Regions from separate parts of the Homo sapiens genome. Here all the other regions are linked to region 2. A link is a contact called in ENCODE Hi-C or POLR2A ChIA-PET data. All regions are on one chromosome and are shown on one strand. Each heading gives the region's core, a stretch centred on a gene start or an enhancer-like site at or near the end of the contact. The rest is flanking DNA. Distances are from core to core; before and after follow the strand shown. Region 1 overlaps LINC02154 (long intergenic non-protein coding RNA 2154). Region 2 has its middle 110 kb from the start of LINC02154. Region 3 has its middle 75 kb from the start of FAM9C.

The links. Hi-C counts contacts between places; a loop is a spot of excess contacts on that map. ChIA-PET counts read pairs that join two places held with the same protein, here RNA polymerase II (POLR2A). Pooled maps may share reads with other maps.
Region 1: a loop to region 2 is called in a map of PC-9, with 7 times the contacts of the local background. The contact joins two enhancer-like sites. A Hi-C loop is called at or near these places in 1 of 168 maps with a recorded cell type or tissue (PC-9) and 1 of 50 pooled maps. POLR2A ChIA-PET finds 5 or more read pairs at or near these places in 2 of 52 experiments (H1 and activated CD4-positive, alpha-beta T cell).
Region 3: a loop to region 2 is called in a map of PC-3, with 2.2 times the contacts of the local background. The contact joins two enhancer-like sites. A Hi-C loop is called at or near these places in 1 of 168 maps with a recorded cell type or tissue (PC-3) and 1 of 50 pooled maps. POLR2A ChIA-PET finds 5 or more read pairs at or near these places in 3 of 52 experiments (BJ, H1 and OCI-LY7).

What each region holds. Positions count from the first base shown.
Region 1 is chrX:13,285,413-13,288,470 of GRCh38, forward strand. All of the region lies in intron 1 of LINC02154 (long intergenic non-protein coding RNA 2154), which reads right to left. Among named protein-coding and RNA genes, the nearest start is that of LINC02154, 17 kb to the right of the region's middle. Within about 2 kb of position 1,684, at least 2 of the 41 ENCODE cell types and tissues checked have a DNase peak (open chromatin) inside an H3K27ac peak, as active enhancers do; they include PC-9, where a contact is called at or near this core.
Region 2 is chrX:13,192,874-13,195,974 of GRCh38, forward strand. No RefSeq gene overlaps it. Among named protein-coding and RNA genes, the nearest start is that of LINC02154, 110 kb to the right of the region's middle. Within about 2 kb of position 1,696, at least 5 of the 41 ENCODE cell types and tissues checked have a DNase peak (open chromatin) inside an H3K27ac peak, as active enhancers do; they include PC-9, where a contact is called at or near this core.
Region 3 is chrX:13,118,758-13,121,468 of GRCh38, forward strand. No RefSeq gene overlaps it. Among named protein-coding and RNA genes, the nearest start is that of FAM9C, 75 kb to the left of the region's middle. Within about 2 kb of position 1,459, at least 14 of the 41 ENCODE cell types and tissues checked have a DNase peak (open chromatin) inside an H3K27ac peak, as active enhancers do.

The sequences.
Region 1 (3,058 bases), core at 434-2,933, 93 kb after region 2:
CTCATCACCCTTCAACAGTCAGCATGACCTCATTCTTCTTGGATGCGGGACAAGAGCTCTAGACCCACTGAATGTGGGTACCCAGAAAGGCTGTGGCACTGGCCCTCTGCCCTCACCAGTGGGGGGGCAGCGCCGCACAAAACAGAAGCAGTGGCAGGGCCAAACCAGTCCCAGAGCCATGCTGGTCCTGGAGCTGTGGGCCAGAGGGGGACAATAGGCTGACTAGCTGCTAACATACTGCAGTCCATCTGGCTGTGAACAGCAGAACAAAAAGAGCTAATTAGCACACTGTAACAGCCACTCTGGGGCTTTGGGGTCACAGGCACCCCTGCCTGGGTACCACCACATTCCCCTTGGGGCAACATGCCTGGTCTGGCGGCAGGCCCTGCATGGAACTTGCTTCTGTGTCGGCACTTGGAGTGGCCAGCTGGACCCCACACTCACTCACTCATGTGTTCCCTCCCCCTAGGGGCTGAGGATGCAGTTGTGCAGCTGCAGGAGTTACAGGCCGGAATGCAAGCCAGATGTGGCCCGGTGGGCCGTGTAGAGGGTGTGCCCCCTGCTGCAAGTCTGGCAAAGGGGCTGTGAAAAATCCTGTGTCACCGTGACCTTGTAAGTCCTATGTTAAAAAATGCAAAGCCACAAGATGCAAGAAGCCTGGGTACCAAAATTATCGCTTGGAGGAATGTTACCCATCTATCAGGAATACCTCTTTTGGACCTTACATGAAAAGGAAATACACTTCTATTTTCTTAAGCCACTGAGATTTGGGGTTTATGTGTTATCGCATACTTTACCTTAACTGGTAAAGATAAATGCTGTACGTCTTAAAATAAAGTACTATTTTTCTCCTAATAACAGGGATATTTTCATTGTTTACTATTTGGAAAATACTCCATACTAGGTGTTAATGTCATCTGAAATATGTTTTTAGGAATAACTCTTTGGAAAATAACTTTGCTAGTCATAACTTTCTTTCTTTTTCCTGAAAGTGGAAGGTAAAGGAGGAGGAAAAAACCTCAATCGAGATGCATTATTCTAGTTAAAGTTCTAGCAATGACTCAGGTTATTCTAATAACTAAATTAACTCAGCGAATCAAGCAATTTTGGAAATTGCAACTTTCTCAGGGCTCCAAGCCATGATACACTCAATGTTTCAACAACAGTATTTCTACTTTACTACTAGGACACAACTTGGGCTTTGGTAGAAATTTTCTCAACATATTTCAGTACATACGGAACATTTTAAATTATTTCTTATGTAATATTTCTAGCACTTTGACCAATTTATTTGTGATCAGGGCAATCTGGATATGAATACATTACAAACTACTATGAATAAAAGTCTGTTTGTTTTATGTATGATTATATAGAATTAACTAGCTGGTGTTCATCAGACATCAGCTAAGATCACCCCCACCCACCTCTTTGTAATTGACCTGAAACTGACTTGAATTCCCGAAACTTGATTAACTCAATTTCCTCAAATATCCCAAGCATTTTCACATGAGAGTACAATTTAGTGAATGAACATTTGGAATGACAAGGGAAGAGGAAGTATAAATCTCTATACTAAAAAGCAATCATTTAAAATATGATTATTATGTATTCATATATTAAAGAAAGGACTCTGACCTTCATCTCTTCTCCTATTTCAGCTTTCAATTCCAGTTCATGTTACATACAAAGAATTTGAACTATTTCCTTGTTTCACTATCTCCTTTCAGATCATGTCCTCAGAGTTTCATTCTCTACACCTAAAGCACTCAATCAATGTAATCCTAAGTAAAGCTGCTCCAAAGGCTCGGGTGACATCTGTTAAAATAACTACCCTTACATACACACACACACACACACACACACACACACACACACACAAACACGCGCGCGCGCGCAGTATCCTCGGTTTATGGTTCTTGGTGATTCTGAAACAGTGAGAGAAATAATGAATTTTGAACATAAGATGTAATTAAAAATAGTGCTTCTTAGAATTAACATACACATTACACACGTTACCTGTGAATTGTGAATCTTATTAAAATGCAGATTCTGAGTCCATAGTCCATTCTGGGGTGAGATCTGAGATTCTACATTTCTAACAAGCTTCCAGTTGATGCTAATGCTACCAGCACTTGGGCCACAGTTTGAGTACCTAGATTGTAGAACATTCAAATATTCATTGTAGGGTAGAAAAAAATTCTCACCCATTGTAAGGGTCATGGCTGTGGCATCTATAATACAAGACAGATTAATGAGAGAAAACCATACAAATCTGTTTAATATAAATTTTACACGACATGGGAGTCTTCAGAAATGAATACTCAAAGAAACAGGGCAAACTTTTTATAGATAGTTGTGCATAAGTATTATTGGGGGACAAAAGGGTACGATCTTGTAAAATTAAATCATTCAGACTTAAAGCTGTTGGAACTTTAAATTATTTTGAGCTTTGAGAGGAATGTGACTATGTGGCATGAGTCATGTAGCATGCAGCTGCAACTTCTACTTTTTCCTGCAAATCATTAGGAAAGGCCTTGTGGCACCAGAGATAAGACCCCCTTCAGATCATCACCCCTCCTCACAGAATGCTAAAGCAACCTACCTTGGAATGTAGCAAACTATAACCAACCAAACTGCTATACCATATATATTGACCTTGTATGGAAAATGTTGCAACTCTGTTAACTGCCTATATAAGTGAAACCTTAACTTTCCCACTTTGGAACGCTGACCCATTCTTTTATAGTCAGTGTTTCTGGGTGTCCATCCTCAAGCTTTGCACTCAAATAAACTCGAATAAGCACAGTTGATTATATTTTCTGAGTCATATTATTTAAGGTTGACAGTCTAATGGTAATAAACTAGAGGGAACTTAGCAAGGCATGTTTGTTCAGATTCTTTTTTGTGTTCCTTTGCCTTCAGAGATAGGGACATTCCTTTCCTCAGGTATAGAAAGGACACCTCTGGAATGAAGGTTTTATGGCCTACTTTAGAGGAAGGTCAGATAATTCTTTTATGGCCTGCTTCAGGGGAGAACGGTGAAAGAAAGCCAAGAGAA
Region 2 (3,101 bases), core at 446-2,945:
TGCTTAGAAAAGATGTGGAGAAAATGGAACTCTCACATACCACAGTGGGGTATATACCACTTGAGCAAACTACTTTTGAAAACAGTGTGTAGAAAACAGTCTACTAAACCTGCCCCAGCAGTGCCACTCCACTCTTAGATATGGACCTAACAATATTTGTACATATAGCCATGCACTGCATTATGATGTTTTGGTCAGTGACAGGCCACATATACAACTGTGGTCTCATAAGATTATGATACCATATTTTTACTGTACATTTTCTATCTTTAAATATGTTTAGATACATAAGTACTTACGATTGTGTTACAGTTGCCCACAGTGTTCAGTACAGGAACATGCTGTACGGGTTTGTAGCCTAGGAGCAACAGGTTCTAGCATATGGTCTAGGTGTATAGTAGGGTGTACCATCTAGGTTTGTGTTAGTCTGCTTTGTGTTGTTCTCACAACGATGAAATTGCCTAACAATGCATTTCTCAGAACATATCCCTATCATTAAGTGACATATGACTGCATATTTTCTGAAAGACATGGATTAGACTTTTTATAGCAGAACTATTCATAATAGCAAAATAACTGGAAACTATCTAATGTCCATTGCAATAGAATGAATAAATAGAATATTTACACAGTGGAGCACTATACAGAAATAGCATTGAATGAGTTCCAACTACACACAGCAACAGGGATGAGTCTCACAGACATAATGTTGGACTTCTGAGGGGCTGGTATTGCTCTTTCTGTATTTTGAAATCTGGCTGCTTGTTACATGGATGTGTTCAGTTTGTGTAAATCTACTTACATGTGAAAAAAAAGATTTTGAAAACACCTACTTTCTGTGATGTGTTGAGAGGGCAAAAAAAATCCCAGGTCAGATCATGACATCTGCAGTTTTAATGTTCAAGCTCAAGGTGAAGCTATGTTTGGACGTCTATTCCTCTAACTCAGTGGTAGCCAAATTATAGTCTGCAGGCAAAATTTAGCCAGCCATCTCTTCTTGTAAATAAAGTTTTATTAGGGCACAGCCACACCCATTTGTTTATGCGTTATCTATGATTGCTTTCTCCTGACACCAGCAGAGTTGAATAGTTGTGAAATAGTTTGCGTGGCCCCCAAAACCATCTGCTCTGATTGATTGAGAAGCTTCTGATGTTGTTGCATTACTTCTTTGTCCTCTTCACTCCTTGTCCCCTCTTGCCCTAGCTCAGGCCTGTATATCAAGGCCTTTTCCAAATACAGACAAGCTCTGTAATTTTCTGAAGAAAGGACAAATTGGGCCAGTGCCATGCTCGCCATTGCCCTGCCTTTGTCATATGTCTGTTTATTGGGACACAACCCAGGTGTTCCCATGATGTGCACCATGAAATGGAATGATCAGATTGTTCATTTGGCTCATTACTAAGCTGCTTCTGAAGATAAGATTGAATTTGACAACAATGGCAACACAAGTCTTGCAGAACACCTGCACACACTCAAGCTATTTAAGTGGAAAGAGATCTGTAAGTGTAAGTGCATAGTTTTTGGAAAAGAACATCTAGACAGACTCGTTTTGATTATTAACTTCAGTCCTTCTCCAGTACATGATCACAGATGGGCTCTTGATTCCCATGGCTCTGTTTTTAGCTAAGAGTATGTGACACATGCCAGGTGTTTGGCAATTACATCTTGTTGAACGTGGTCACTCATGTGGAAATACAAATATCACTCACTGTTTGAATCAAGAAAATTGTCACTGCCAAACATGTTTCAGATATTCTTTTTTCTGAAGTGTTTTCTCACTGCCCATTTATAACCAGCTGTCTTTAAGTCATTATTTTTCCTTAAGAAAGGACTTATTAAAACGGAAGAAAACAACTTTGGCAGGGATTGTTCAATAGTTAAACTCTAAGTTTCAAGTAAAAACTTTGGCTTTCTTTTCTGCATTCTTTCAAGTCCTTGCTCTGTGACCCTGGGCTTGTTTAGCTTATCTGGGTCTGCCATCTGTAAAAAAAAAAAAATTTAAGTTTATATTCACTCACTTCCTCAAGTGATCTAGTGAATGATTGTTGTCCATGAAGTACTTTTAGACACCTTGCTGAAAGAGATGATGGAATTTCAAAATTAACCCCCGTGACAAGAAGAGCCAGTACATTTCCACTGCCAGCACTTTGTGATAAAGAGTGATTTATGTCCATACATGCTCCCAACTTGCAGAGTATTTTGGAGTGATACAATCATTGTATAATTTTATGCATCTTTACCTAAAGGGAATGAGAAGGAATCTGGCTAAAGAGAAGAATTTTCTATGGGGAAGGAGAAATTGTACAGAAATTCAAAAGGGAAGACTTTAAAAAATTATTTGTTAATTTTTTTTTTGGCTTGTATTGGTTGAAATTTCAATTAAGTCACCAGAAACACATATTGAATACATGTTACATTCAAGGCACTATTGTGGATGCAAAGACATTTTAGAAAATCTCTTTTTGAAATACAAAAAGGTTTTTGGAGTAAGAAACCACAAGTTCAAATCCTGGCTACACCTTTTACTGGATGTGTTACCTTGGGGAGCTTACTTAATTTACCTGAGCCTTAATTTTCTCATCCAAAATTGGAGGGAATCATTATACACCCATCCCTTACTGTTCGAGTGAGGAGAAGGAAATGAAGTAAAGTATGTAAAGTGCTCAATAGAGTGCCTGGAAAGGAGCCAGTAGTAAATACTAGCCATGCGATTGTTGTTGTCGTATTAAAAAGTATTTCACAATTGAATCTGCTTTTAAGAAAAACTTTCCAAAACTTAGATCATAGAAAGATTATAGTGTGCCCTTTCCATGTCATACTAGAACATTATCTTCATGCCCACCTAAGGTACAGTTAATGTAGGCAAACTTGATTTCTTATTTACTTGGTTAGACCCAAGACTTTATAAAATTAGATGACAACTTGTAAAAAATTGATAAACTGAAAGAGATGGGAAGGAGATTTTGTCAGATAGAGATGTAGATGATTTCTTTCCATTAGAAAAGTATTATGGGTTTTCTGCCCCATCTGATATTAAGCATTTTTGTCTCTAGCTTGGAGATCTTGTTTCAGCATTCTTTCTTTCAGAGACTATAAATGCT
Region 3 (2,711 bases), core at 209-2,708, 74 kb before region 2:
CGGCACGTTGTATACATGTACCCTAGAACTTAAAGTATATAAAAAAAAAACCCTCTAATAGTAGAAGGATCTCATTTTAAAAACTTTTACTCATAGTTGGGAACAAACTTTCCCTATATTAAAAGGAGACAGAACATCAATCTGAGTGTACACAATGCAAAATTCTGAACCAATTCCTGTTTTGTGGAACTGTTTTCTGGATATATTATATGCAGTGGACAGGTAGGTCCTTGTAGCCCACTGTTTTCTCTGAGGGATCCAGAACTAATTCCAGGAAAAAGCAGAAAGACTCTCAAGCTTATGGTTTTGATGCCTCCTTTGCCCATGAAGAAGATGCTATTTTCCATCAGCAATCTATTTGCATGAGCCACTTTGTATGTACAAACTAAAAATGAACAACATTGACCAAAACTCTCAGCAGTGGGGGCAATGTGATGAATGGATGATGACTCTTTCTCTCTCCCAGCCTTATCACCAAACCCCTCCATTTCAACGCTCAAAAAAGTAACTAAAACAAGGGAAACCCAAGGTTTCACAAAAATGACAAATTCAATTTGATTAGAACAAACTCCCGCTTTCCTCAAAGGTATATGCTCCTGCACCGTTCTGGCTTTGAAATTGAACTTTGGGAATAAAGGTTTGAAAGATCACCTTGGTTTTGGGGGGACCCATGTGGCAAATTACCTCTCCTCTATTTCTGTAAAAAATGAGGATTCAGAGAAAACTTGGAACCCCAAAACTTCCCTCTAAAAATGTAAACTTCTGCTGAAGAGGATGTCATGTTTACGACAATAACAACAACCAAAGCAGGTCATTGTGATGACAGGCGGGTTAGTCACATGCCTGTTCACATTCCATCTGCAGCTTAGACTCTAAAACCCTTTGGCTTAACGTCTCCCCTTTGGAGGCTGAAAAACAAATAGAATAATGGAGAACATTTAGCTCCAGAGGATTTAGTAATCTTTTCATCCATTTGATTTATAAAACTGATTGGAAGGAATGGAGAAGCTTCTCTTGTTGTTACCATTTAGCTCTTTACCTTGATGCTCTATTTTGCTCCCTTAAAGCTTTTAATGGTCCCAGATAAATCAGAGCTTTCACATCACCCTGCCACTTTCTGCAATCTGAATACTCTGTGTCCTAATCTAGGATCGAACAAGTTTAAAAGATCATTTGCTTTTGAACGCGGTTTGCTGAGTCTTTCTACCCTCCATGGAGATCTTCTGCATTGAAAAATTCACAATTCTGGTTCAGCTTGAACTTGGGTTTTCCAAAAGTTTCCACTGGACTCCTTAAGGATGAAAAGAGGAAAGTCTTAGAGACAAGACAGAAGGCAGGCGCTAAGGCCAGCCAGAGCGAAAAAGATTTCTAGGAGTTAGCAGCCAAATAAAACAACGGCAAACAAAACAAACCCAGGCTGCCCTTTCCTCTGCTCTGCAGGCTCTTATCTGTTGGTGAACTCAGCCGCCTCAGTCTAGAATACTCAGCCCCAGCGTCACTGAGAAGGCTGAGTTTGTGCCTGTCCGTCCCAGGTACCTCTCAGCACCCTGCACAGTCTTTGTTCCAGCACATTCCTCATAGTTTTGTAACTATTTGTCCACTGGTCTGTCACCACTAACATCTAGCACCCTCTCGTCTAGTCTGTGTTCCTTGTGTATATTCCTAACTAGTACTAGTGTGTTAACTAGTAGATAAATTCTACCAGAATTTAAATTCTTATTCTCATAGGACAGGGATTTTCGACCTCAGCTCTTTTGACATTTGGGGCCAGATCATTCTTTAGGTGTGGGCTGTCTTATGTATTGTGGGATGTTTAGCAGCAGCCCTGGCCTCGGCCTACTGGACGCCAGGAGCACCCCCCACCCCCCAAATTGCTGCAGTGGAAAATGTTTCCGGGCTTTGCCAAATGTCCCCTGTGGAGCAAAATCTGCGCCGTCCCCCCAAACCTCTTGAGAACCACTGCTGCAGAGTAATACGAAAAATATGGGTTGAATGATTTAGTCCACATGGTCTCTAATCACAGGGACTCTCCAAAGCTATCAAAATTGTCCCTTATTTTTATTTTTTAGAAGAAAGCATCAACGTTTTACTGATGTAACCACCAGCTTCTACTTTAGACACATATTTTAAAATCACATTAAAACCAAAGTTTTTTGTTTGTTTGTTTTTATTTTTGTTTTTGTTTTGTTTTGTTTTTTAAAGTATCCCTGAGAGGTAGGTTTACTTAGCAGGGTCTCTAGGGTAGTAGTTAAGAGCATAGAGTGTGGAACCAACTGCTTCAGTTTAAAATCCAGTTCTACCATAAACCACCTGCATGATCTTGGGGAAGTTACCTAACCTCTCTGTGTGAAATCCTCAGCTATGTAATGATCCAAGTAATCTAAATTATAATGTAGAATAATAATAATACTGCCTGCTGAATAGGGTTGTTGAAAGGGTTAATATTTGAGTTAATATTTGAAAAGCTCTTAGAACAGTTCCCAGCACAAAGTAAGCAAGATATAAACATTAGCTCCAAGCCAAGAAGTACAGGGTTTTCAAAAAGTCTCTAAATTCAAGCACATTTGTTTAGAACTATTTGGAAGCCTTATGTTTCTGCTGCCAAAGGGATCAGAGTAGACCCTGCAATATGTACAAAACATCTCTATACTTCCAACATTTTGGAACTGAATTATAAATTTCCAGTCAGCTCTGTAACTTTCTATTCTTAA